Regions from separate parts of the Mus musculus genome. Here regions 2, 3, 4 and 5 are each linked to region 1. Evidence: chromatin loops called from intact Hi-C (ENCODE). Cell type or tissue: heart. All regions are shown on one strand. Region 1 holds the start of Tmem123 (transmembrane protein 123). Region 2 has its middle 19 kb from the start of AV064505. Region 3 holds the start of Birc2 (baculoviral IAP repeat-containing 2). Region 4 holds the start of Birc3 (baculoviral IAP repeat-containing 3). Region 5 overlaps Yap1 (yes-associated protein 1).

What was found. Peaks named below come from ENCODE experiments on the same cell type or tissue, not always from the same donor. Only the 100,000 strongest peaks of a DNase experiment are listed, where the experiment ranks them.
Region 2: a loop joins it to region 1, with 2.1 times the contacts of the local background. A loop is called at or near these places in 7 of 42 quality-filtered maps.
Region 3: it touches region 1 in a loop (5-fold over the local background); 19 of 42 quality-filtered maps call a loop at or near these places.
Region 4: it touches region 1 in a loop (4-fold over the local background); 4 of 42 quality-filtered maps call a loop at or near these places.
Region 5: a loop joins it to region 1, with 2.8 times the contacts of the local background. A loop is called at or near these places in 5 of 42 quality-filtered maps.

Annotation. Positions count from the first base shown.
Region 1 is chr9:7,761,078-7,766,077 of GRCm38, reverse strand. It overlaps Tmem123 (transmembrane protein 123), which reads right to left and starts at 2,001. Exons shown (of 5, transcript NM_133739.2): 1 at 1,766-2,001. The coding sequence starts at 1,856. In heart, a CTCF peak has its summit at 1,992; a DNase peak (open chromatin) is centred at 2,087; H3K4me3 peaks cover 3,192 bases; H3K27ac peaks cover 2,246 bases.
Region 2 is chr9:7,712,213-7,717,212 of GRCm38, reverse strand. No RefSeq gene overlaps it. Among named protein-coding and RNA genes, the nearest start is that of AV064505, 19 kb to the right of the region's middle. In heart, a CTCF peak has its summit at 2,981 (motif pointing left); no DNase peak of the experiment used is centred here.
Region 3 is chr9:7,834,475-7,839,474 of GRCm38, reverse strand. Birc2 (baculoviral IAP repeat-containing 2) reads left to right here and starts at 2,418. Exons shown (of 8, transcript NM_007465.3): 1 at 2,418-2,485; 2 at 4,096-5,000. The coding sequence starts at 4,997. In heart, no CTCF peak of the experiment used is centred here; DNase peaks (open chromatin) are centred at 2,364 and 2,884; H3K4me3 peaks cover 2,597 bases; H3K27ac peaks cover 2,286 bases.
Region 4 is chr9:7,871,332-7,876,331 of GRCm38, reverse strand. Birc3 (baculoviral IAP repeat-containing 3) reads left to right here and starts at 3,162. Exons shown (of 9, transcript NM_007464.3): 1 at 3,162-3,509. In heart, a CTCF peak has its summit at 2,337 (motif pointing right); a DNase peak (open chromatin) is centred at 3,311; H3K4me3 peaks cover 1,066 bases; H3K27ac peaks cover 1,257 bases.
Region 5 is chr9:7,996,617-8,001,616 of GRCm38, reverse strand. It overlaps Yap1 (yes-associated protein 1), which reads left to right. Exons shown (of 9, transcript NM_001171147.1): 2 at 1-160. Among named protein-coding and RNA genes, the nearest start is that of Yap1, 5.5 kb to the left of the region's middle. In heart, a CTCF peak has its summit at 2,161 (motif pointing right); a DNase peak (open chromatin) is centred at 36; H3K4me3 peaks cover 158 bases.

The sequences.
Region 1 (5,000 bases):
GAAGTCTAGGATTTCTCAGCTATGAAAAGGAGATGGCTGGTAAGGTTTCTAAGGGTGATTTACAAACCTCAATTTAGCATAGTGGTGGTGGTGCGGAACAATGGCAGAAAATGAACCTGGAATATTAGCTATGTTTCAGAACACTGTTAAAAATCACCATGTATTGTAATGCCAATTGGACTAATTACATGCTGTACATAAAGACTACAAATATTAGTTATTTGGTTTTTTTGGCTTGCTGTTAAAATCTTTAGATATTGTCTCCTTTAAGTAGCCCTGGCTGGCCTTAAAAAGTGCCTCAGATTAGCCAGAGGCCTGGTCCTGACACTCCCTTAACAACACCTTCTTTTAGCACAGTTTGAAGGTATCTCTATAGAACTGAATTGGTTCTATTAGTTCATGAAATCATGGCATCAGAGCATTTCAGGTTTTCCAAATAGCACTAACCTCTCTAGTGAGACACTCACAATCAGAGCATAGTGAGAAAGTCCAACAGCAACAACAACAAAAATGTTTTGAGGGCAAAAGATAGAAAAGGGCACTCCACTTCAATCAGTAATTCGTGAGAGGAAAAAAATCTGTACACACAAGGCAAGCAGCTGGGTAGGATAAAGGCCTCCTCCCATAAGCAGTCTAATATTTGCTCTAAGACAGAGTCTCAACATTCTTTCCTTAACTGATCTCAGAAGTAGTCCTGCAATTCCAGTTTGTCACTGGTACAAGTCAAAAGAGCAAACATAAAACATAACCAATCGAAGTGAAGAAGCCCTGTAATCCCCGAAGTAGAGTTAGGCATATCAGAAGTTCAAGGTTATCTTCAGCCACATAGGGAGTTCAAAGCCAGTTAGGGCTTCATGGATACAAGAGATCCTGACTCTACAAAACACAGTGAAATTCAGCACAACAGAAATAGGGTTGTTTAATTCACCCAGATTATTCCAGCCAAAGCAGGTGTTGGGCCTAAATCATCTGCTTAAGTAAACTCACTGGTTATCCCTTCATAGATGAGACTGAAAAACACAACAGATGACTGAGCTGAAAATCACAAAGACTTTGGTCATTTAAAGTTTCTTATCCTAGTTTACTATTTCCCTAGCGACTGGACTCTAGTAGATGACAAGGGACAATAGAATTTTCACAAACTCAGAGTTCTTCTCAAAGTGTTCAAAACGTCAAGGTTTCGAAGAGAAACAAAATCCCCAACACAGAAGGCTGTCAACATCATCTTGTTATGACCTTAATGATGACGTCGTAGGCTCTGGACCACAGGGACCTCAAGGCTGCTGCGTATGCAGCAGTAGTGACTACAGTCCGAGCACAAGCCTCATCTGCGCAGGGGAACAAGGCGCGTACACCCAAGGTTCCCACTCAGCCGAACTGGCCCTGGAATCCAACTTGAATTCTGGGAGTACCTTCAGCAGGAAGCTGTGTGGGTAGACAATCAGACCTGTTTTTGCGGCAGTTAGCGAACAAATTTCAATCTACAGGTCTTGCTACCAGCCACAGAACTACAGTGAAGAGGACCAACTTGAGTCTTCGGCTGAAGGGCCATCCCAGGGAAACTCAGCAAGTTCTGCACACCACGCCGGCTTGCCGTCCCCAAGCAGGGGAGAGACGGAGTCTCGCTCCGCAGGTGGCCCGCGGGCGAAGAGGGAAATGAGGTTGGGGTGGGAGTCTACCGTGGACGCGTGGAACTTTCCACGCGGACGCCGAACATGGAGAGGCAGGCCGCCGCAGTGCGCTTCCTCTGCGCCTGCCAACTTACCCTGAGCGTCGGTCGGGTCCTGCGCCGCCCCTAGCAGCGCCAGCACCTGCAGCACGCCCAGCAGCAGCGCGGCCCGCGCGCACAGCGCCATTGTTCCCAGGGCCCCTGAGCGCCCGCAGCAACCGCCCGGCGCCCAGAGCTGCTCTCCGCGCACGCGACCGCTCCGCGTCCCCTTCCGCCCTTACCGCTCCCCTGCAGACGCCGCCGCCAGTCCCCCCAGTGACCAAATAGGGATAGGCCAGGCGGCCTGGGGCGGGGCCAGGGCGTGGTCGGCAAAGTCAGGAGGGGCGTGGCCCACAGGAGGCAGGGCGGGGAAGAGCTGCAGGGCCAAGAGAGGGAGTGGCTCTGAGAAAAGAGGAGAGCCGGGAGAGGGCGTGGCTTACAGAGGCGGGGCAAGGGGGACAGGCCTCAGACGGGAGGGGCGTGGCTCTCTGAACAGTACTGAGGAGCGGATAAGAGGCGGGGCTCTCGGAGGCGGATGAGGTCGTGGTTTTGGGAGTGGCGTGGTCCGGACTAAGTGCTACGACAGCTGTGGCTCTATCTCTGACTTTCAAGGGGTAGTCGTCTACCAGGACTTCCTGAAGACAGGCTTTATTTAGAAGTTTTCGGGTGGGATTGGCATGGTTGCGGCGCGGAGTAAGAGAGGGAGTCACAGACTGGATGATTGCAGCCTCTCAGAGGAGTGAAGGAAAGTCAGACTCAAAAAAGTTTCAAAGTAACCGTCATGATCTTGGTACTCCACTTGTGCCTCCTTTTTTCTACAACTGGAAAAACATGTAGAGTGGGCGGTGCAGTTTGCAGACCAGTTGGAAACTTAGCACCTATAACCTAGATCCCTGTCTTCTAGAGTTCGCTGTCCCGACTCAAAAACAGCCTGTTGTAGTCTAGTTTTTTGGCAAAATCCCTCGTAAGCCCTAGGGCCAATGCTGCATTTTGATTCCACTCAGAATTCTAAAATTATGTGTCTAGTACACATCACTCAACTAACGTGGAAGATGGACACAGCTTCCACAGGGTATTGCAGCTCTCTAACACCTGATCCAGGGCATTTCAAAGATAAGCCTAAAACTTTGTTATGAAAAATACTTTTCGACTTCCACAAAGCTTCTTTGTTATAGATGTGTGATGATCATGGATTAATTAGGCCCGTTTTCTCTACATTTACAAGACATATGAAACTGCAACCAGCCAACCTGAAAATACCAGCATCTACCACGGGCTTTAAAAAACAGCTGTGTGTTTAGGATTTGATGGTTCTATTTCTGAAGAATCTAGCCAAGTGCTTCCAGGCATGGACTAGGAAGGATCATTCTGTATTCAGAATGAATGCTTGCCCTGACTCCAGTTTTTGGAACCCAGTGCTCAGTGTGGTGATTTAAAGAGGCGGGGTATTGGAGAAGCGACTGAGCTAGAAGAACAGGGATCTCAACAGTGAAATAAGTGCCTCATGAAAGTGGCCTGAGACCAGGGGCCTTCAACAGACACCAGGTCAGTTGCTGGCATTACCTTTGACTTCCCAAGAAGAAATGTTTCAAGAATACTGATGTAATCTAACCTTACATGTTTACACAGTTCCCTAGCTGGTGTAGTAGCGAAAAACTGTAATTCCAGTACTTAGGAGACAGAGGCAGGAGGATTGCTGAAAATTCAAGGCTAATCTGAGCTATATAGCGAGTTCCAAGATGAGCTCATCCATAGTAAGACCCTGTCTCAACCAAACCGGTCAGGAATGGAGGCACAGTCCCTTAACTCTATCACTTGGGCGGCTGAAGGAGGATTGGAATTCGTGGTCATCTTTAGCTTTATAGCAAGTTTGAGGACAGCCTGAACTATATCAGACCCTAACTCAATAAACCAACCAGTCGATAAAACAAGCAAACATGTCCAAAATGAACAAAATAAAGCATGAAACTTCTCCTTGCTGGAATTTCTATGACTATTCGCAGTGTACAATTGTAGCCTCCCCCAGCCTGAAGCTGGCTGGTACAAACCTTGTCGCCACTGAGGTGGGGCCACCTGCGGTGCATCTTTCCGACTTGGCTTCTTTTGAAGTGACAACTGCCCTGCTCTTCTGCTACCTGCTGAGAGGCTGAACCTGTCTTCCTGAGAGATTCCTGAATAAGCAACAGCCTGGCGACAAAGTGCTGACTGAACGGCTCCAGGCACCAAGAGTGAACTGGCAGGGCCTTCCCCCTTATATGCACAGTCTCTTAGTAAACTCGCGGGCCTTGAACAGAAACGTGTCTTGGTCTCCATTAATTTCTCTCACAGTATAAGTCTCTTTCAGCCCCAGCCTGCCTCCCAGGTGTGCCCGGTTCATGTAGGCCCCGGGCCGGCTTACAACAGATTGGCGTCCGAACCAGGGACATGGGAGTGGCGGGGAAACACTGAGGGAATCGCTGTCTTGTGTGGAGCTCCACGAGAAGGAAAGAATCAGAAGATCATATCAGGCACGGTGAGCAACAGGTATTTATGCTAGCGCTGGTTTTAAACTTCATTTTTTAAAGTGTTGCTGGAGGTGCGACAGGTTACGGGCTAAGTTTGGAACAGTGCTGACCTGGTGCTGGGTCCACTTATGGTTCGGCAGCGAAGGACTAGAAACTACAAAACAGGCGGTTGTCCACAGCTTTCAAAAGCTGCTTCAGGCGAGAGGAATAGGGTTTAAAATAATAAAACAGGCGGTTGTCTGCAGTCGAGAACTGCATCAAGCTAGAGGAATAGGGTTTAAGATAATAAAATAAAATAAAGGAAAATTAATTTTGAAATTCTTCCAGAGACAGAGAGAAAATCGGGGGACGCCCTGCTTTTTTCTCTCCGGCCCCTGCGGCAGAAGTTCTCTGCCCTCTTTGTGTTATCTAATGTCTGGTGCACCAAATCTGTTTACGTGTCAATTCATGTGTGTTTTGTTTCGTTGTCTGAATGACAATGTTCTGTGTTTCATGTTGGAAAATAAAAATGATTAAGACTTTATCTGCTCGTTCAGCAAAGCCCAAGAGTGGCTCACACTTTAGCCAAGAATCAAGCAGAGCAGGGGAGCCACTGCTGGAAAAACTGCTTTTAAAGAAAGGGAGTCTGCAGCTTCTTAGTTTTAAGGCAAAAAAGCTGATAGTTGGTTTTTTCCTAGAAAATTCTCTGCAATCGTGATTATTGTGTTTAGCAAATGACAAATGCTTTTTTATAACTATAGCTATAAACAATAAAATTCTTTGATTGGTCTAAATTTATAAGACTCGTG
Region 2 (5,000 bases), 49 kb after region 1:
ATTCTCTGAAAGATAAGATAATGGATAAAACCTGCTCTTTGAGTTTTCACTTTGTTGTAGCTAAATGTGTCCTAAAAATATCAACGGTAAATTCTGGAAAGAAAGAATGTCTAAGTTCAATGACTTATTACAACATTTTGTTACAATCTTTCTAATTTAGGAATTACTGCACTTTAAAAAATAATTTTAATAATGCATCTCTCTCTCTCTCTCTCTCTCTCTCTCTCTCTCTCTCTGTGTGTGTGTGTGTGTGTGTGTGTGTAAATCTGTGGATTCCATAAGAGTCAGATCTCCTTGGAGTGGAGTTTTAGGCAATTGTAAGCCTCTGATGTGGGTGTTCAGAATCCAACTTGCCTCTTTGCAAAAGCTATATGTGCTCTTAACTGTCAAGCTATCTATCTCTTTAACCCTAACTTCTTCATTTTTAAAAAATGGTTCTGAGGATCAAATATAGGACTTCAAACACTCTGGAAGCCAGTTTGTCTATGCAGTCATACCCTCAGTCTGTTACTATCTTACTGAGGCTAGCTTTCAGACTTAATGGTACTGTGGCTGTGTGTGAGTGTGAGTGTGAGTGTGTGTGTGTGTGTGAGTGTGTGAGTGAGTGTGTGTGTGTGTGAGTGTGTGTGTGTGAGTGTGTGTGAGTGTTTGTGAGTGTGTGTGTGTGTGAGAGTGTGTGTGTGTGTGTGAGTGTGTGTGTGTGAGTGTGTGTGTGTGAGAGAGTGTGTGTGTGTGTGAGTGTGTGTGTGTGTGAGAGTGTGTGTGTGTGTGTGTGTGTGTGTGAGTGTGTGTGTGTGTGAGAGAGTGTGTGTGTGAGTGTGTGTGTGTGTGAAAACATGGTTATATTAAGGTTTAATGTTACCTGCAGCTTTAGCTGTCCCCAAAGGGTAAGGGGGGAAGACAAATGTGATCTCTTTTAAAACACGATTTATTCGGTGTGTATATATGTTAGTGTGGACATGCATGCAGAAATCAGAGGATGCCTTTCCATACTTGACTAACATTCCTCCTGTCTACCCTTCATGTCTTGCCATGGAAGGGCTGGGTTACAGACATGCTCCTCTACATTAGGCTTCTCATGAGAATTCTCAGGCTGACACTCAGGCACGCACTTTTTACACATGTTCCTCATTCATATGTGATCTTAACACAGACATAAAATTCTTTTTGGGACTCTGGATCTAGTAGGCTGTAAATGGGGATTCCCTATTGGGCAGTGTTGCCCACACAAGAATCCCACAACAATAGTTCATATTCTAAACCTGCGTTTCTGACCTTCTCTCTGATTCTGTGAACATTTACTAAGAAATGGTATATTTTCTAAGAAATTTCACTTCTTCCTTAGGTTAAAAGATGTTACTGTGTTTTGCTATCAAGAAATTTGAACTGAGAGAATTGGGTATGTTGGTGAAATTTTTGTCTAGCATGTTGCATCTCCAGTACCTTGTCAACCATGTATGGTGATAACAGAACCCAGGAAGTTGAGAAAGAGGGATTCAAGGTCCTTGTTTCACAATGAGTTTGAGGCCAGCCTGGGCTATACAAGACACTGCTTCAATACACATCAGACATTCCACACTCCAAACTTGTCTCTTGCCACCATCAATGCCTGGGATGGTGAGTCTTTTTTCATCACCAGGCCTAAACTGAATAATTCTTGTGCAGATGACTTGGCAAAGGACACTCCAGATTTATAAGACTACTGTAAACCAGGTGTGCTGGTTCACATCTTTAATTCCAACAGGCAGAGGTAGGCAGATCTCTGTGAGTTTAAGGCTAACTTGACCTACAGAGTCAGTTCCAGGTCAGCCAAGGATATACAGTGAGACCCTCTATGAACAAACAAAAACAATCAAACAAGACTCGCATTCTCTGTGGGAGAATCAACCTTAGGACTTGCACTTCTAGCTGCACTGTTTCTTTAACACATAACTCACTGGCCTTTATTATTACCCCCCACCGACTCCCTTTTATACTGGGAATCAAACCCATGACCTCATATTATAGGCAAATACTTTACCATCAAGTTACAGTCACAGCTGTTCCTAAAATTCTTTTCCTGTGGGAGATGTAAACAATATCCCACCCCCCCCCCCCCCTTCCTGAGGACCAATAGGCTGGCGTGTGAGTCCACTAAAGTTCATTTGGGGAACCCTACAGACCCATGAGAGCGGTGCAGGTAGGAGCTCTGGTGGCCTACACAGCTCTGGTGGACTGTCTCTCTCCAGCATGGAGGATGACACCCCATGTTGAGGCAGAGGGAGTCCTCTACCCAGAGCTTCCTTTCCTGTATACTATTCCTCCTCCACACTGGGGCCATGTGCACACAACTAGTAGGGAGGGGTGAACAGGTAAGGGTCCCATGGCACTTTCCATCTCCTCCTTCTACAAGGGCACTGTCAGCAGTCAGCACAGCTGTGATGGTTGCCCTGTAAGAGGCTCACCTGGACTCCTGAAGATACTGGCAGTTTCTCTGGGAGAATAGTCCTACACAACAGCAGTCAATAATTCCTTGTTTTTTCCTCACCGATGAAAGCTTCAGAAGGCAGCAGCAGACCACAGCTGACCCTTAGGAGGAAGTGGGCCAGAGGGCCTGTCTCCTTTGTCCTTATGCTCACTAGGAAATAGAAGAGTTGCTCTTTCACAGGCTTCAAATGATCAGCAAATATGTGGTCGGGGGTCACTTCTCATGACACCTTCTGCATTTGTAGAAAAATAAAAAAATGTGCCAACAACAAAATTGCTCTACCTCCCTTCACAAGGGCTGTAGTTTGGGGACTGACTCATTAGAACGTCTCATCAGTACCAAATCCCTGTCCTTTTTGGTCATTGAGAGTTGGGCTACTATGACAAATGAGGGTAGAAACTAGGAGGCACCAGGTGGGGTCTGTCTGGCATGTTTGTTGTAGTTAGTATGCTTTTGGTTAGAATTGGTTTAAATGGCAGGTGTTTTCATAAGTGGAAGGGTGACCCCGTGTGGCTATTTAGAGTATCACTCTGAATTTTTTGGCTCTTCTGGCTTCAAACTAATTGGTTGACCACCTTTATGTATGTATGTATGTATGTATGCATGTATGTATGTATGCATGTATGTATGCATGCATGCATGCATGTATGTATGTATGTATGTATGTATGTATTTATTTATATTCTGAATGTGTCTTTTGCTTCTTTTACATCAGAGTATGGCAGGAATGGTGCTGTATGAAGGCAAAGGCACATCTGAAGAGATATTCAGATTAAGTCCTGGATGCTGGGAGAGATGGTCCAGGGGTTAGAGCACCTTTGTTCAATTCCTAGCACTTACATGCTGGCTCATAACCATCTCTAACTTCAGTTTCATGTGATCTGATGCTCTCTATCTCCATGGATACCAGATACACACATAGTGCATATAAGTACATTCAGGGAAAACATTCAAACATATTAAGAAGAAAAACAAAAGGCCTGCATGCCAGAGACACTATGGTTGGGTTGATAGTCCCAGCTGCACCCAGCTTTGTAGTCTCAATTCTTGCACAACAGATACATAAGTGAGGTTTGCAAATCTTCCAAACCCATCTACGTCACTCTACAGCTGGGTCACACAGGAGCCCCTAAGTCTCAGAATCTTGGGAACTAATACATGGTTGTTCTTGGGTGGGACTCATGCTTGAGGGTCATTTTCATACAAGAATAGAAAACTGGACAATCCTGGTGTCAGCTGGTCTTCTAAAGAGGACACCAAGATAGGATTACACATGCAATGGATCTTGGGGGAGGGCTAGCTGGATGGCACAGGGATAAAGATGCTTGCCACCAAGACTGGTGGCCTGAGTTTGATTCCCCAGGATTCTCTCTACTTACTGTTTCCCCCTCTTCAGAGGTGTTTTCCCCCAAATCTCTTCAAAATTTGCATTACTTTTTATTTGTGTGTGTGTGTCTTGGTGCCACGTTCTTACACCCACCAACCACATTTTATGATTAATTGGTCATCAAATTTTGAAAAGGGAAGGATCACTTGTTCTACTTTATAAAATGAAGAAATTATCACAAAGGATAGGCACTGGCGATGTAGCTCAGTGGTAACGTGCTTGCCTAGCATGCTTCGGGTCCTTGGGTCAACCTGGCACTGGGGGAAAAAGAGTAAGCAAAGCTTGAGTGTGCAAATCTGAAACTTTAGCACGGAGGCAGGAAGATTATGAGTTTTGGGCCAGCATGGATTACCTAATGAATTTGAGATCAGTCTAGAATACATAGTAAGACCTTATCTCAAAAAGTAACATAAGGCGTGGTGAGAAGGCTCAGCAGTTAGGAGCGCTGACTGCTCTGCCAGAGGTTCTGAGTTCAAATCCCACAACCACGCGGTGGCTCACAGCATCTGTAATGGGATCTGATGCTCTCTTCTGGTGTGTGCCTGAAGACAGCTGCAGTGTACTCATATAAATAAACAAATCTTTTAAAAAAGTAACATAATACAATAAAGTAAAACAAAAAAAGGGGTGGCCCAAATTGAAGGAAAAATTGAGGAATTCTAGGGTTTCCTTAGACGGTAGGATGTGAGCAGTATTTAAACAGAAGTTTCCGCATAATTGTTTTTTTTTCTGTTAATATATGTTACTTATGCATTAATAACAGCACCAGCAGGGCAGCTGTGCTTAGTGTCACGCTGGGCACAGAAGGAGCAATGGACTCTCTGTGCCTCACTCAGTCACTTGATCTGGTCCTTGTCACATATCTGTGGGCTCTACTTTTCTGAAAGGCAATAGTGGTACATGAAGCTAATGAGGAGGCACAAATGGCAGTGACAAACCTGAAGGGGCCATGTCGGGTCACCTAGGAGACACTGCTCTGGAAACATTTGTGAAGCCATTTCTAGAGAAGTTTAACTAAGTGGAGAAGACCCACCCTCAAAGTGGCAGCATCTTCCAATGGGTAGCTCAGATGCAAAGAGTTCCAAGGAAAGAGCTTATGTGCTGATCCACCTTCTCCGCCACTTCCTGAGTGAGTGTGTCCACCCC
Region 3 (5,000 bases), 73 kb before region 1:
AGTTATAGTATAATATTATGCTGAACCTATGCTGTGTATCACCAATACTACTAAATTTGTGTCTCTGTGTGCTAATTCTGAGCGGACTCTGAGATTTAGCAAACAGAGAAAGGCATATGAACAAGAATGTGCAGACTTACGCTTTTTATTCATTTATATATGTTATTGGATGTGCGTTTTGCTTGAATGGGATTGGGCACCGCATTAACTTTCATGCAGTGCCCATGGAGGTCAGAAGAGGGTGTCAAATCCTTTGGAACTCTAGTTACAGATGTGAACTAGGATGTGGATTTTAGGAACTGAACAAGGGTCTTGTGTAAGAGCAGCCAGTGCTCTAATTACTATCTCTCCAGCCCCTGGTTTTATTATACAATTTATGTTGTAGAAGTCTTTTCAATCATATTTTTCTTCAAAAGTGTCTTTAACTGTATACTTTTTTTAAAAAAATTATTTATTTTATGTATATGAGTACACCATTACTCTCTCCAGACACCCCAGAGGAGTGCATCAGACCCCATTGCAGATGGTTGTGAGCCCCATGTGGTTGCTGGGAATTGAACTCAGAACCTCTGCAAGAGCAGTCAGTGCTCTTAACCACTGAGCCATCTCTCCACTCTGAACTGTATACTTTTTTGTATATAAAATGAAAGATGTCATGATAACCACATCAGTATATGTATATATGTGTATTATATAATAATAAAATATATTTTTCAAAATTACCAAACTCTACATGGGCAATAGGGAAAGTCTTAGTTGAATTAATGGTCAACAAAATAAACAACTGGACTCCAAGATTATATATTATAAAAGAAGTAATAAGTTCTAAAACGTCTGAGTTTTGGGCATTGAAAATTTCCTAAATACTGAAGTAGGTCAGGACAAGAACTGAGAGAGACATATTCTTGAATTCAATGTGCACAGGCCCTGCTAGATTCCCACACATATTAGGAATGTTTTGTGTAACTTTCCAAGAAGTAGTGACTTGAACAAGGCATTGGCACATGTGTACCATTGGAAGTTTAGTCACTGGGAACCTTGGCACGTCTTTTCTGTGTATCAGAAACTGTCATGAATACTTTCTTTTTATTATCAGCATTTAGACCAGAAGACTGCCTGTTCTGTGACTGACCGACTTGCAGCAGAAATGACGGGAAAGAAAATGGGAAACGGTTCAGGGTCCCGGAATTCCCCTGGCAGCCTAATTTAGCGGTCTGTTTTACTTCTAAGTTTTTAAAATATTTGCCCATTTAACATGGAATTCCCCCGGAGAGAAGATCTGATTCATTCGTTAAGACCTTCAAGTCTAAAGTAAATTAAACTGTAGAAACCTCACTGGTAGTAGCCTACATTTCTAATCAGCACACTGGAGGCTGAGGTAGGATGCTAAATCCTCGGCTAGTCTGGGCCCTACAATAAAATCCTTTCTTAAACAAACAAATAAAAAAACTGCAAAACTAACCATAACAAATCATCCAAGCCAAACAGGGCCGCGGGGGTGGGGGTGGGGACATCAGAAAGTCCTACCCTGAATGCTAATGATTTTGCAGCACTTTCGGTACGGGAAAGGCAGCAGAGGGTGGGGGGTGGGGAGACAGACTGCTAGTGAACAATGAAGTCAGGGTTATTTTTCCAGTTTTAAACGTATTCTTCTACAATCTCATCACAGATATATAGTGCGCTTTAATCATACTCTCTCCCATTATACTGTTAACCCTTCAATGCCTTCCTCCAAACTAGTCCGCAGCCTTTTCCTTACTTTTTAAATTTATGGCCTGATGCGCTTAATTTGGGTCGCCTGCAAGAGCACTTTTTAAAAAAAATAATAATTTAAAAATGCATAACTACCTCCTCGCCCCAACTGGGTTTGAATTTCTAGGATTCGAGGTGAGCGCCACCATGCCGGCCTGCCAGAGGAGCCCACTTGTCAAAAATGTTAAAGCCCATCTTACAAAAAAACCAAATTATATTTAATGTACACGCACACGCGTGCATTCCGCTTTACTCAGGCGTTTCGAGGCCAGCTCACGAGCCTGAGCCGCCTTACCTATGACGCCACGTTTGCCTTAGTGCCTGTCTAGGACCCTTGCAGGGTGAGGCCGGAAAATACAGGGAGCTAGGAGGCGCGGCTCAGGGCTGCCGCCATTAAAGGTGCACTGCAGGTTAAAACACATGGCATCAAAGTCCGGAACGCCCAGCGGAGGCAGTGGGGCAAGGACGGACGCTCGGGAAAGCCTAGCCTTATTCGTCCGAGTCCCAGCGGCCCGAACGTTTAGCTTCCAAAGCCCGAGCACGCAGGCGCGAGCGCAGGCGCAGGCGCGCGCGACTGGCCCACAGCCCCACCCCGTCCTCCACGCGTTCCAACTTGCGGTGCGCGTCTGCTGACGTCACCTCAACGGCCCGCTGGCCGCAGGGGCTTTTGGGAAGGCTGCGGATCAACAATCAGGCGCCTCTGCTTCCAGGGCGCCGGGGGCCTGACTCGGTGGTGAGTGCGGCTGCCTTCGTCAGGACGGGCGAGCGTGGCTCTCGACGGCTGGGCGGGCTAGCTGACTCCTCCTTCGGCCCGGAAGGCAGTTCTCAGGGCCGCCCGACCCCCGCTCCCTGCCTAAGTCCTTGGGCTTGGACTTGTATAACAGTTTTGCTTTCTTTTCCTTTCGGTTTATTTTTTCAGTCAACCCAGGCTAGTCTCGAATTTGCGGCAATCCTCCTGCCTCCAATCGTTCTAGGTGCTGGGATTACTGGTGTGCAGCACCTCGGCTGTCTCTTCAGATTTTCTGCAGGTTTTTAAGCTTTAAGCCCGCGGCATTTAATGCCTTTAAACTAAGTTGTGCGGCAGGGGGATGACGGTTGTCACATCAGTTACTACTTGTCCCCAGTAGTCGTGTGAGAGGTTTGGTTTAACTGGGAAAGGTGTTCTCCATTCTTGTCTCTCCAAGCTACGTGTCGCCCCCCTGCAGTGGGCGTAGAGCCGTGTCGGTTGGGTGCTTGCTGGCGTTGTAACAGCTAGTGTAGTTAGGCCACACGGGTAGTGGTAGCTTTGTTCAGGCCACTGCTTTACCGGCACTTGTACTTTTTTGGTTTTGAGATGTTACCTGTGGTGGTTAGGGAATGGTTGTCCTTCACGGATTCCGTTTATGAGCTCTTCCCGGTGCCTTTATCTTGGCTAATTTAGCCCTGGCTAGTTCAAATGTTCTGTCCGGCAGGAGCGTTTCATTCCGCATCTGTCTTCCAAGTGTTGAGATTAAAATTGCAAGTATACCTCGGGAATCCTCAGGAAATATTTATATTTTAATATAATAGAAAATATCGTATATATTATTTATTTTATATTGTATTATAACTTAACATATGTTTATGTGTATAAATATATTTTATATGTACTTATATCTGTATTATATATTTCAATTAAATGTTTTAATAGAATATAAAAGTATATATAATTTTTTTCTTGTGATTAAACTTAGGGTTCTTTACCTGCAAGGCAAGTGCTCTAACATGGAGCTATATCAGTAGCCTTACAGACTACCTTTCCACTATTTATGGTGCCTTTTGTCTCCAGTGAAGTGCATATCAAAATATCTTTAAATCAGAAAACGAAAAGAGCCTGGTGGTAGTGTGGTCCTAGCACTTGGAAGGCTGAAGCAAGAGAATTCCAAAAAGTTTTAAAACCAGCTTGGGTTATATTGACTTTCTAGCCAGCCTAGTCTACAGAATAAGACCCTGTCCCTTAAAAAAAAAAAAAGTTCATGAAGTATAGTACATTTTTTTCTAATAGTAAATAAATAATATATAAAAGGAACAAACTTGAAAATCGGGGGCCAGTTTTTGACAAATGGAAATGTCCATTGTTTTCAAAGTTTTAATTTTTAAACTATACTGAGCTATGCATTTTAAAGACAAGCATAACTAGTACTTTGAGAATGCTTTTGCAGTGGTGTGTTTTGATTTAGACCCTTTCTAAGTAGACTGGTTGGGTGAGGAACTGCTGTAGTCAAGATTTGTTATCTAGAGTGTGTCATTTTTAGACATTACTGAATAAATTGATGATGACAATTCTGTGTAATTAGTTTTCTAAAATATTTTTTTTTCTTTCAGATTGATAGTCCTCAAGAGTCTTCATGTTCTCTTATGTTTTTCTAGAAATCAGCCCACTCATGGACATCTGAACATTTCTATAAGACGCTGCGGTTTGCTTTGCAGTGTGTTCTTGTGTATGATTAGTTATATAAAATACGAAGTTTTCAAAAAGAAGGCTAGTGCAACAGAAAAGCTTTGCTAAAACAGATTCTTAGTTATTTGAGGTAACAAAAGAAAGCCATGTCTTGAATTGATTCGTTCTTAATTATAACAGACTTATAGTGGAAAGGGCCTTAAACACAGGCGGACTTTATAAAATGCAGTCTTAGGTTTATGTGCAAAATACTGTCTGTTGACCAGATGTATTCACATGATATATACAGAGTCAAGGTGGTGATATAGAAGATTTAACAGTGAGGGAGTTAACAGTCTGTGCTTTAAGCGCAGTTCCTTTACAGTGAATACTGTAGTCTTAATAGACCTGAGCTGACTGCTGCAGTTGATGTAACCCACTTTAGAGAATACTGTATGACATCTTCTCTAAGGAAAACCAGCTGCAGACTTCACTCAGTTCCTTTCATTTCATAGGAAAAGGAGTAGTTCAGATGTCATGTTTAAGTCCTTATAAGGGAAAAGAGCCTGAATATATGCCCTAGTACCTAGGCTTCATAACTAGTAATAAGAAGTTAGTTATGGGTAAATAGATCTCAGGTTACCCAGAAGAGTTCATGTGACCCCCAAAGAGTCCTAACTAGTGTCTTGGCAAGTGAGACAGATTTGTCCTGTGAGGGTGTCAATTCACCAGTCCAAGCAGAAGACAATGAATCTATCCAGTCAGGTGTCTGTGGTGGAGATCTAGTGTCAAGTGGTGAGAAACTTCATCTGGAAGTTTAAGCGGTCAGAAATACTATTACTACTCATGG
Region 4 (5,000 bases), 110 kb before region 1:
CCACCAAGCCTGACCCTGGCTATGTTTTCCTTACAGGATGCCATGAAGTTCCTCAACCAGGAACTCTCTTCCTGACACTGTCACTTTGGAATCAGGATGGCACAGTTTCTTTTGAATTTTATTTTCGTGTTTGGGAGGTAGAGGATGGCAGATCTCTGTGAGTCCAAGGCCAGCCTGGTCTACGTAGTAAGCTTTAGGATAGTCAGGGCTCAGTGGTTAAGAGCACTGACTACACTTCCAGAGGTTCTGAGTTCAAACACCAGCAACCACATGGTAGCCCACAAAAGTCTGTCTTGGGATCTAATGCTCTCTTTTGCTGTGTCTGAAGACAGTGACAGTGTACTCACACACATGAAATAAATAAATCTTTAAAAATTGTTCTATTGGCAGGGCTGGAGAGATGGCTCAGTGGGTAAGAGCACTGACTGCTCTTCCAAAGGTCCTGAGTTCAGATCCCAGCAACCACATGGTGGCTCACAACCACTCACAATGAGATCTGATGCCCTCCTCTGGTGTGTCTAAAGACAGCTACAGTGTACTTACATAGAATAATAAATAAAATTTAAAAAATTGTTCTATTGGGAAGGTGAGGTTCAACAGGACTTTTTATGGTATTTTGTGGTGTGAAATCCTCAGGAAGAAATCATGACAGCCTTTGAGGGAGAAATATTTTCAATTATTTAATAAAACACCTGGGATGTGTCATGGGGTGTCAAGCCAGGGTCTGGGAGCATTCAGCCTGGCTTTCATACTGACAGCAGAAGATAACTGGCTGAACAGAGTGAATGAAGGTTATATGTCCATCTCTCTACTTTCTTCAAATGTTTCCTTAATAATGTCTGTCTGAAAGCCTATTTAGGTTTGGAAACTGGCTCAGCACTCAAGAGAGCATGCTATTGCAGGGGACCAGAATCCTGTTCCCAGCAGTCACACCCCCCTTCATAACTGCAGTTCTAGGGCATCTGCTGACCTTTCTGGCCTCTGTGAGCATTGCACTCCTGCACACACACACACACACACACACACAACACACAATACACATAACTTGAAAATAAATTAATAATATTTTTAGATGGCTATTTAGTGAGCTACTACTGAAGGTTTAAATGCAGGTCGAGAATGGAGAAAACCCAGAAGATTGGTTAGCTCAATTTATTAATCAAGATATCAAGATGCTCAGCAGCTATTATGTACAGGTACCCTGTTGATGCTAGAATAAAGCATCTAACAAGAGATATACTGTCCCTGCTCATATACATTAGAGTTTATCCAGAAAGTAATGGATCTTTTGTTTTGTTTTGTTTTTTTGTTTGTTTTGTTTTTCGAGACAGGGTTTCTCTGTGCAGTCCTGGCTGTCCTGGAACTCACTCTGTAGACCAGGCTGGCCTCGAACTCAGAGATCCACCTGTCTCTGCCTCCCAAGTGCTGGGGTTACAGGCGTGCACCACCACTGCCTGGCTGAAAGTAATGGATCTTAAGTACTATCTATTTTCAGGCATAGTCTAACTCTGTTCCAGGCTCAGTTGGAGGCTGTCCACTGCTCCAGCTTCTCAAGTTCCACATCACTGGCTTGGCTCTACAACTTGCTTAATAATACTAATGCTAATGCTAATGCTAATGCTACTAATAATAAAGGCCCACAGTAAAATTGTGCAAATGTTGCAAGGGAGTCTGTTGCTCTCACAGGTGTGATTCTGCTCTCAGATAGAGGCTTGAAAGTAGGTGGAAATCTCTATATGATCACAAACGAAGTTCTTCTACTAGAGCTCCTGTTGGAACTGTGGTCCCTCTCAGCTGAGCCCACAATAAGGCATTTTATCTCTAGATTGACCAGGGCAGGTTTCTCACCGCTAGATTATGTCTCCTTAAGTCTGATGCTAATTGGCTGAAGATGGAGGAAAGCAGACAAAGTTTCTCTGTGTAGCCTGGCTGTCCTGGAACTCACTCTGTAGATCAGGCTAGCCTAGAACTCACAAATATCCATCTACCTCTGCCTCCTGAGTGCTGGGATTAAAGGCATGCATCACCACTGCCTGGCAAGAGTCAAGTTTTTACAAGAACATTGATATAGCTAAGCACCTTCCCTTGAAAGAGAAAAAGCTAAAAGAAGGAATTTTGTTTTTCTAGATTTATTCATCCTGTTTATAAAACAAAATTTGACAAGGAAAAACTAAACAAAAATACAAGAAAAAAAAAACCACTAAAACAGATCAGGACAAAAAAAACAAAACAAAACAAAAACCCCAGACTTTTAAAAAAACATATTTTTAAAGATTTATTATTATATGTAAGTGCACTGTAGCTATCTTCAGACACACCAGCAGAGGGAGTCAGATTTTATTACAGAGGGTTGTAAGCCATGTGGTTGCTGGGATTTGAACTCAGGCCTTTGGAAGAGCAGTCAGTGCTCTTAACTGCTGAGCCATCTCTCTAACCCTTTCAAAATATTTTTTAAAACGTATTTATATATTAAATATGTGTACAGGTGTTTTGCCTCACGCCTGTGCGAATACAGGTGCAGTGCCTGAAGAGGCCAGAAGGCCGCAATGGATCTCCTGGAACTGGAGTTACAGATGTCTGTGAGCCATCTTGTGAATGCTGGGAGCAGAACCTTGGTCCTCTACCAGAGCAGCAAGTACTTTTAATTGCTTAGCCACGTCTCCGGCCCACAATCACACCTTTCAAATACAAGAATCAGTGTGGTTCTAGCATTTTTAAAAAACAAAGTCTTACTATGTAGCCCAGGCTGGCCTGGAACTCACAGAGATCCTCCTGCCTCGGCCTTCTGAGTGCTGGGATTAAAGGCATTTGCTGCTACCCGCAGCTGTAGTTCTGATCTTTGAAATAATAAAAATAACCTGAAATTGAGATCCATACGTGTTTTGTTTTGTTTGTTTGTTTGTTTTTAACAAATGTTCCTTTCAGCTCTCTTTCTTGATAAAAACAAAAAGTGAAACCAGAGACTTTTACAGAGTTACTCGGGTTTTTTTCCTCCTAACGTCTTACTTTTTTAACTTAGCAGTTATATTCCGGACAGTTGTGGCTCTTTTTTTACAGTGAAGGACTTGGAGGCTGCAGGAGGGAAGCGCGGTGAGGGTGGGGTGGGGATAGGCCTCTTAAGGCGGAACTCACAGGCTGCACATCTGTTTTCAATGTTTTGTAAGAGCCAAGAGCCTTCAAGTAAAAACTTTCAGTAAATGACACGAAGAGGAGCTGGGTCCAGGAAGTCACGCACAGAAGAGCCACGGAAATCCCCAGCCAGGGTGGCCACCAAGGGTGAGGAGGAAGTGCGTCTGGTTTTCACCCTGGAGTTCCCCGGAGCCCTGGAGGAAAGCACCGCAGGTCTGAGCAGCCCTGAGCCGGGCAGGGTGGGGGCAGTGGCTAAGGCCTAGCTGGGGACGATTTAAAGGTATCGCGCCACCCAGCCACACCCCACAGGCCAGGCGAGGGTGCCACCCCCGGAGATCAGAGGTCATTGCTGGCGTTCAGAGCCTAGGAAGTGGGCTGCGGTGAGTACGCGCGCGCGTGGGGATCCAGCCAGGGTCCCCGTAGTGGCTCGAGGATCACCGGGGTGACTAGATCCGAAGGAGAACCTGCAAAACCCGTTTCTATGCATCGGTGGTCCTGCGGGAGGGCGACCTACAGGTTGGCCACGCTGACCCTGGCTGCCCCCCCTCCCCCCACCCCCTCCCCGCTTGCGGGAGCTCGACTTTCTGAGTCTTTTCCGGTCTCTGACTTTCTGAGTGAGGCGTAGGTGCCGAGAAGTTGCATTTTAATTAGGCTGCTGCGGGAGGCATCTGGGAGACTTGACACAGTGAGAACTCTGGCGTCTAAGGATGAGCTTGTGGAAAGCTCATGGTTGTTTTCTTGGTGGCCAGCTCAGGAAAACACTACAGCTCTTTCTTTTTTTTTGGGGGGGGGGGGGTGTTTCGAGACAGGGTTTCTCTGTGTAGCTCTGGCTGTCCTGGAACTCATTCTGTAGACCAGGCTGGCCTCGAACTTAGAAATCTGCCTACCTCTGCCTTCCAAGTGCTTGGATTAAAGGAGTGATGGGTGTGTCAGAGACCATTTCACACTATAGCTGACTGGGGCTTTGAACTTCGGAAAAATCCTCCTGCCTTAACCCCTTCAGTGCTGGGATTATAGGCCTGAGTCACTGTACTCAATTTCTCAGCAGTGCTCTTAATCTAGCCGGTAAATCTCTGGAGTCGTTTCTGTCTGCCCCAAGCCAGGTTCTGATCATCCGTTGTAAAAAGCAGGTGCCATTACTATCCCCTTTTCGCACCTAGGAAACTGAGGCACGAGTGGCTTTTCTTAGTCTCACTATGGAGCACTGGTTGGGCTGGAACTGGATAAGTAAACAGGCTGGCTTTGAACTCAAGGAAACACTGACGTCTACCCACCTCTGCCTCCAGGGTAATGGGATTAGGGGCGTGTCTGGCCACTTGGTGGTTTTCTTGCCCAACATTACACTGTTGGTGGAAAAGGGACTGACTCTCTTGAAATCCTGTGATGTGAGACTCCAGAGCATGGGAGTAAATTGCCACGAGGTCAAGTTAGCAGTAATAGGGGGAAATTAACAAATGAAAGTGCCATGAACATGCTGGGCACAGCCAGCTGTGCTAAGAAATTCTTCCATGCCAGTGTTTGCTGGGGTTAGTAGTGCAGGTCTGTAATCTTAGCACTTGGGAGGTGGAGGCTGAAGGATCAGGTGTCCAAGGTCAGTCTGGGCTGTGTGTCTCACACAACAGCAGCTAGGCACTGTAGCTGCAGCTACTACAGAGGTTAAAGCTTATTTCCTATTCTGTAGGAGATATGGTCCAAGGTGGAGGGAGGAAGATGGCACAGCTAATTGCTCCAGAGGGTGGGGGCACACAATAGTCTCTGGGTCTACTGGACATGGTAGTGTAAGCAGAGAAGAAACTGGGGTGCCAAGCTCATCTATAAGGAACCACTGGAAAGAAAGAGGGCTCCTACACACTGATGTGGACTAGGGCAGG
Region 5 (5,000 bases), 240 kb before region 1:
CTCCTGGGACACTCACAGCCAGTGGCGTTGTCTCTGGCCCTGCCGCTGCCCCTGCAGCTCAGCATCTCCGGCAGTCCTCCTTTGAGATCCCTGATGATGTACCACTGCCAGCAGGCTGGGAGATGGCCAAGACATCTTCTGGTCAAAGATACTTCTTAAAGTAAGTGAAGACAGCGCTGGGAAGAGGCAGTGTGGGAGTGGCTTTATTCATTTATTGTCTTTTTCAAAACAGTATTCAATTATTTATTACTTTGCTGTTGCTAAACATGGAACTCAGCCTTATAAATGGTAAACCAGCATACTTTATCATTGAGCTGCACCCCAGCTCACTCGCTCTGTGTGTGTCTCTCTCTATACACACACACACACACATACACACACACACATATGCACACTCTGTCTCTCTCACTCTCTCTCTTTAGGGTTGGTCATATCTTGAAAGCCTGATTTATTCTTAGTTCAGAGCCTTTTTGCAGACTTTTGTGGCAAAATGAGATAATTTCATTTTGAATTTGTACCAGATTTGCTAATTAGCCTGGCACAAAACAAAACAAAACAAACCACCAAACCTGGCATAGACATGTGTTCTATTATCTCTTTTGTGTGCCCCCCATGTTTGTGTCCATCTGTTTCTGTGTGTGTGTGTGTGTGTGTGTGTGTGTGGTGGTGGTGGTGGGGGGGGGGCTTTAAACCAGGACCTTGTGCATTCTTTCAGCATAAATGATTGGTAGAGAAGGGAATATAGGGACTTAGGGAAGAGATGACGTTACAGTCCTTAAATTGTGAAACAACAAATACTTTAGCAATATTTTTGATGTCATTTAACAGATTTTCCCCTCAAAATGTGAAGAAAACATTAGTTGTCAGGTTTGGCCTCCAATCATGAGGTGACACACTTTGCCTTCAAAAGCAGTGTCTGCTCTGGGAAAATGTAAGCAAAACTTCCTCGTTACTAAGGCCCACTCCCACTCCACAACAAAATGCAAAATTACATTCATCTGAAAAGGACAAAATTAAATTTTATCCCCTCTACTTTTGACATTGGAAGTAAAACTAATTTTCTAGAGCTTATTTAAATTAAGAGTGTACAAAGTATCCCTGACTGGTTGTTACAGACTGAAGATTATTGTATTGTTATTAGAATTGGTTAACTGGGTTGAGATAATGCAGTGACGAACAGCGCTCATTTGATTCAGATTTGTCTGACTATCCATGGGAAATGTAGCGGTTATTGGATCGGACCCCAGTGACAACCTTGTTTCGTGTGTGACACCCCTCCCTCCAGCCTCTCCCACCCCTGACTGGATCTCTATTTTCAGTTGATTATCTTGAGTGAGTTGCTGATACTTTGTGTTTAATTTTGGTTTTCCAGGCAGGGTTTCTCTGGAACTTGCTCTGTAGACCAGGTTAGTCTCAAACTCAGATTGTCCTGCCTCTGCCTCCCAAGTGCTGAGCTTAAAGGCTTGTACAAGATGCCCCACTTTGCTTATTACTACTTTATAATGTAAGGATACAGACTCAGGATAGATATCAGGGGGACTGGAAGAGATTTGATCTTGATTTTGGAAAGGGACCCCACCTCCACCCTTGTTTGTTTGTTTGTTTGTTTGTTTGTTTTGTTGTTGTTGCTATTTTGCACCCTGTAACTTTGTCTTTTTTAAAAACCTTTCCTGATGTGCTGGTACCCATGTCAAAGGATCAGGTTTCAAGGAGAACAATAAAGGGCCAGAGACTGGGAAGTACACACGAGCCTGGTAAACTCATCCACAGGGACCCACAGGAGCCAGACCGGTCCTGCTTTAAACAGCCTCCGAAGTAAATGACTTGGAAGAGAGGCTGGCTGTGAGAGATAGTCCTGAAGGGGAAGGGAGGGGAAACAAACCAGGTTGTTAGGGAGAAAAAGAAAGGCTTGCTGAACTCCTCCCTGCTGGGTCCCATGCTGACCTGGGGAGGTTTTAAACAGCTTAATAGCCTGCAGGCCTTCAGTTGTGGCTGCGGCTGTGAGCGTTTAGCTAAAGAGCGTTTATGCTGGTTTTACTCGTTTGTGTTTTCTTAAAATTGCTTGTTTGTTGACATCTGCATTTTTTTAAAAGATTTATTATTTATTATATGTAAGTACACTGTAGCTGTCTTCCGACACACCAGAAGAGGGCATCAGATCTCATTACAGGTGGTTGTGAGCCACCATGTGGTTGCTGGGATTTGAACTCAGGACCAGCAGTCAGTGCTCTTACCCATTGAGCCATCTCGCCAGCCCTACATTTTCATTATTTGAGTGAGCGGTCATTTTTTTGGAGCTGTAGTAAGCCTCATTGTAGATTCTTGCTTTTAAGAACTTTGGATGATTCTTTCCACAAAAAGTAATTGCTTTGTAGATGGATTTGTGTAGTTACTGCATACTGGCTCCATCTCCCCACTCTGCAACCCTCACTCTTTTTCAAGGCTGCTGGAAAGAAGGTAAAGTAGGTTAAACTCTGACTTCTATAGAAGAAGCAAACACAGCAGGAAGTGAGGAAACACTGTTTCTGAGGTTGCCAGTGGAAGTCTGTGATAAATGAATGGGCCTTTGGTTCTGCAGAGCCTTTTCACACTGTGCTCTGAAGTAGAAGGCTTTGGCCTGAGGGGTGACCTGACAGCAGGTGAACTGAGTCACTGGATCTGATAAAGATCACGTGGAGACCTCTGAGAATTAGATGTCTAGTGTAGTCTTGGTAGTTGCTTTGTCAACAGTATGCGGTTTGGAAAATCGATGTGAAGCAGAACTTTTTCTCTTTCAGCTGCTTTCACTGGTGTTAAGTGTAGTTGCCATAAGGAGCTGTTAGGCACCGAATGGATGCATGTTAACATCTTCCTGACTGAGTAGGAGACAACAGCTTTTGGTGCCAAGTAGCTATCTTCGTTTTTAGAATACTTTACTTTTGTTTGAGGTTCTTATAAAGTCCCATGTGATGGAAGGAAGGGACTGCTGTGATGTGTCCATATTCACACGCATGTGCACCCAGAGATGCATAAGCAGTAGCTGTAATAACATTTCAGAAGGAGACTCCTGCCCAGCTGTGGGATGAAGAGCTGGACTACCTTCTGAACTTGAGCTCATTCCAGCCATGAAAACTAAGTGACCCTTCCCTTTATCTTTTCAGGTACTTATTGGAACTAACTTTTAAGTTACAAAGTATGGCCTTTCTTGAGATTTGTACTTGGCAGGAAGAATTCTAACCCCAAATGGTCCAAGCTGGCAAGATGATGTCATTTGAGAGATCTGGGAGAATTGTTGACTAGGGAACAGCTAATTGTTGCCTTGTGACTATAGATGAATGAGTTTGGAAGTCACTTGGCCCATCCTCCAGTTTCACGGCCATCTGTCTAATTGCTGTGATTGGTGTTAAAACCCACCCTAGGTCAGTGAGATCTAAAGACTTGGACTTTATATTGGAAATGATAGGGGTGGATCTATCATTCAGGCACCTTCATTCTGGACAGGAACCTAGACTCTGGACATGATGCTGTGCCTGAAAAGGCTCAGTCTTTGTAGATATTACATCTTGGCCACTGAACTTAATGACTTACTGTTTGAAACTAATTTCATCTTAAGTTTTGATTTTAAAAGAATCAATTCCCTTTATAGCTCAGCACTTCTGCAGGTTTTCCTGTAGGAAATAGTTCTTCAAGTAGTTGGTCAACAACTTCCTATTTCTTTTATAAGCTGCTGAATAACTTCCTGAATTAGCATTCTATAATATCTTTGGTTACAAGGGGTGCTTCTACTTTTCAGTCTATTTTATTGAATCTGGTACCTTGTAACCATTGCCAGTATAAAGAACATATTGTAAACTGTGTACCACGGAGGCGTCGGAATTTGATGTGCCAGATGTGATCCAGTAATTTAATACATTTGTACATATACAATGTTTTAATAATGTTCTAATAGGTTTTTTTGTTTTGTTTTTTTTGTTGTTGTTGTTTTTTTTGTTTTTTTGGTTTTTTTGTTTTGTTTTGTTTTGGTTTGGTTTTTTTTTTGAGACAGGGTTTTTCTCTATAGCCCTGGCTGTCCTGGAACTTAACTTTGTAGATCAGGCTGGCCTCGAACTCAGAAATCCACCTGCCTCTGCCTCCCGAGTGCTGGGATTAAAGGCGTGTGCCACCATGCCCGGCTCTAATAGTTTTAAAAAGATGTGTGTGTGTGTGTGTGTGTGTGTGTGTGAGAGATTTTCTGAATAGAACCAGTTCTAGTGTTTATAGTCTTTGAGATTCAAAGTTCTTAGGGCTGTGTTTTGTTGAAAGTTGTACAGTATTGTAGAGGATGGGAATATATAGTTCTGCTACAGCAAGCATAAGGCCCGAGATTGCTCAAGCTTTCCAGGCCACCTAGGGCAGAATGTGGTGGGAGGTGCAGATAAAGGCAGTGAGATGGTTTGGCGGATAAAATCCATGTTCAGCAAACTAATGATCTGACTTCAATTTCTAGATCCAAGGTAGGAGGAGAAACATCTCCCCAGAGTTGACTGATCTCCACAGGGCCACATTTTTAGTGTCTCTCACTGTCTCTCATCTCTCACCAATACAGAGTAATGGTCAATTTTGGAAAAAAAAGCTAGGAACCAGCTACCGTAGCGTACCCAGTAGAAACAGGGAAACAGGTGGATGTCTGAGTTTGGGGCCAGGCTGCATGAAGAGACCCTGTCTTAAAAAAAAAAAAATTCACTCTGCTCAAAAAAAAATAGGTAAGATAGAAAGGATAAATTAAATGGATTAAGGTTTTGAATGGCTTTTTTAAAAGTATGTACAAGTTATTAACTAGAGTATCTCATTCCATCATTTCAAAGGGTTATTTTCTCAGATTTTTTGCGAGTTGCTCAGCATTTAGCTTAGCTGCGTACCAACACAAACCATCCCTGCCTAATGAGTAGTGTTTTAGTAGTTGACACTTTTTCTTAATTCGTGCGTGCGTGCGTGCGTGTGTATGTGTGTGTGTGTGTGTGTGTGTTAGGGGATGTTTAAGC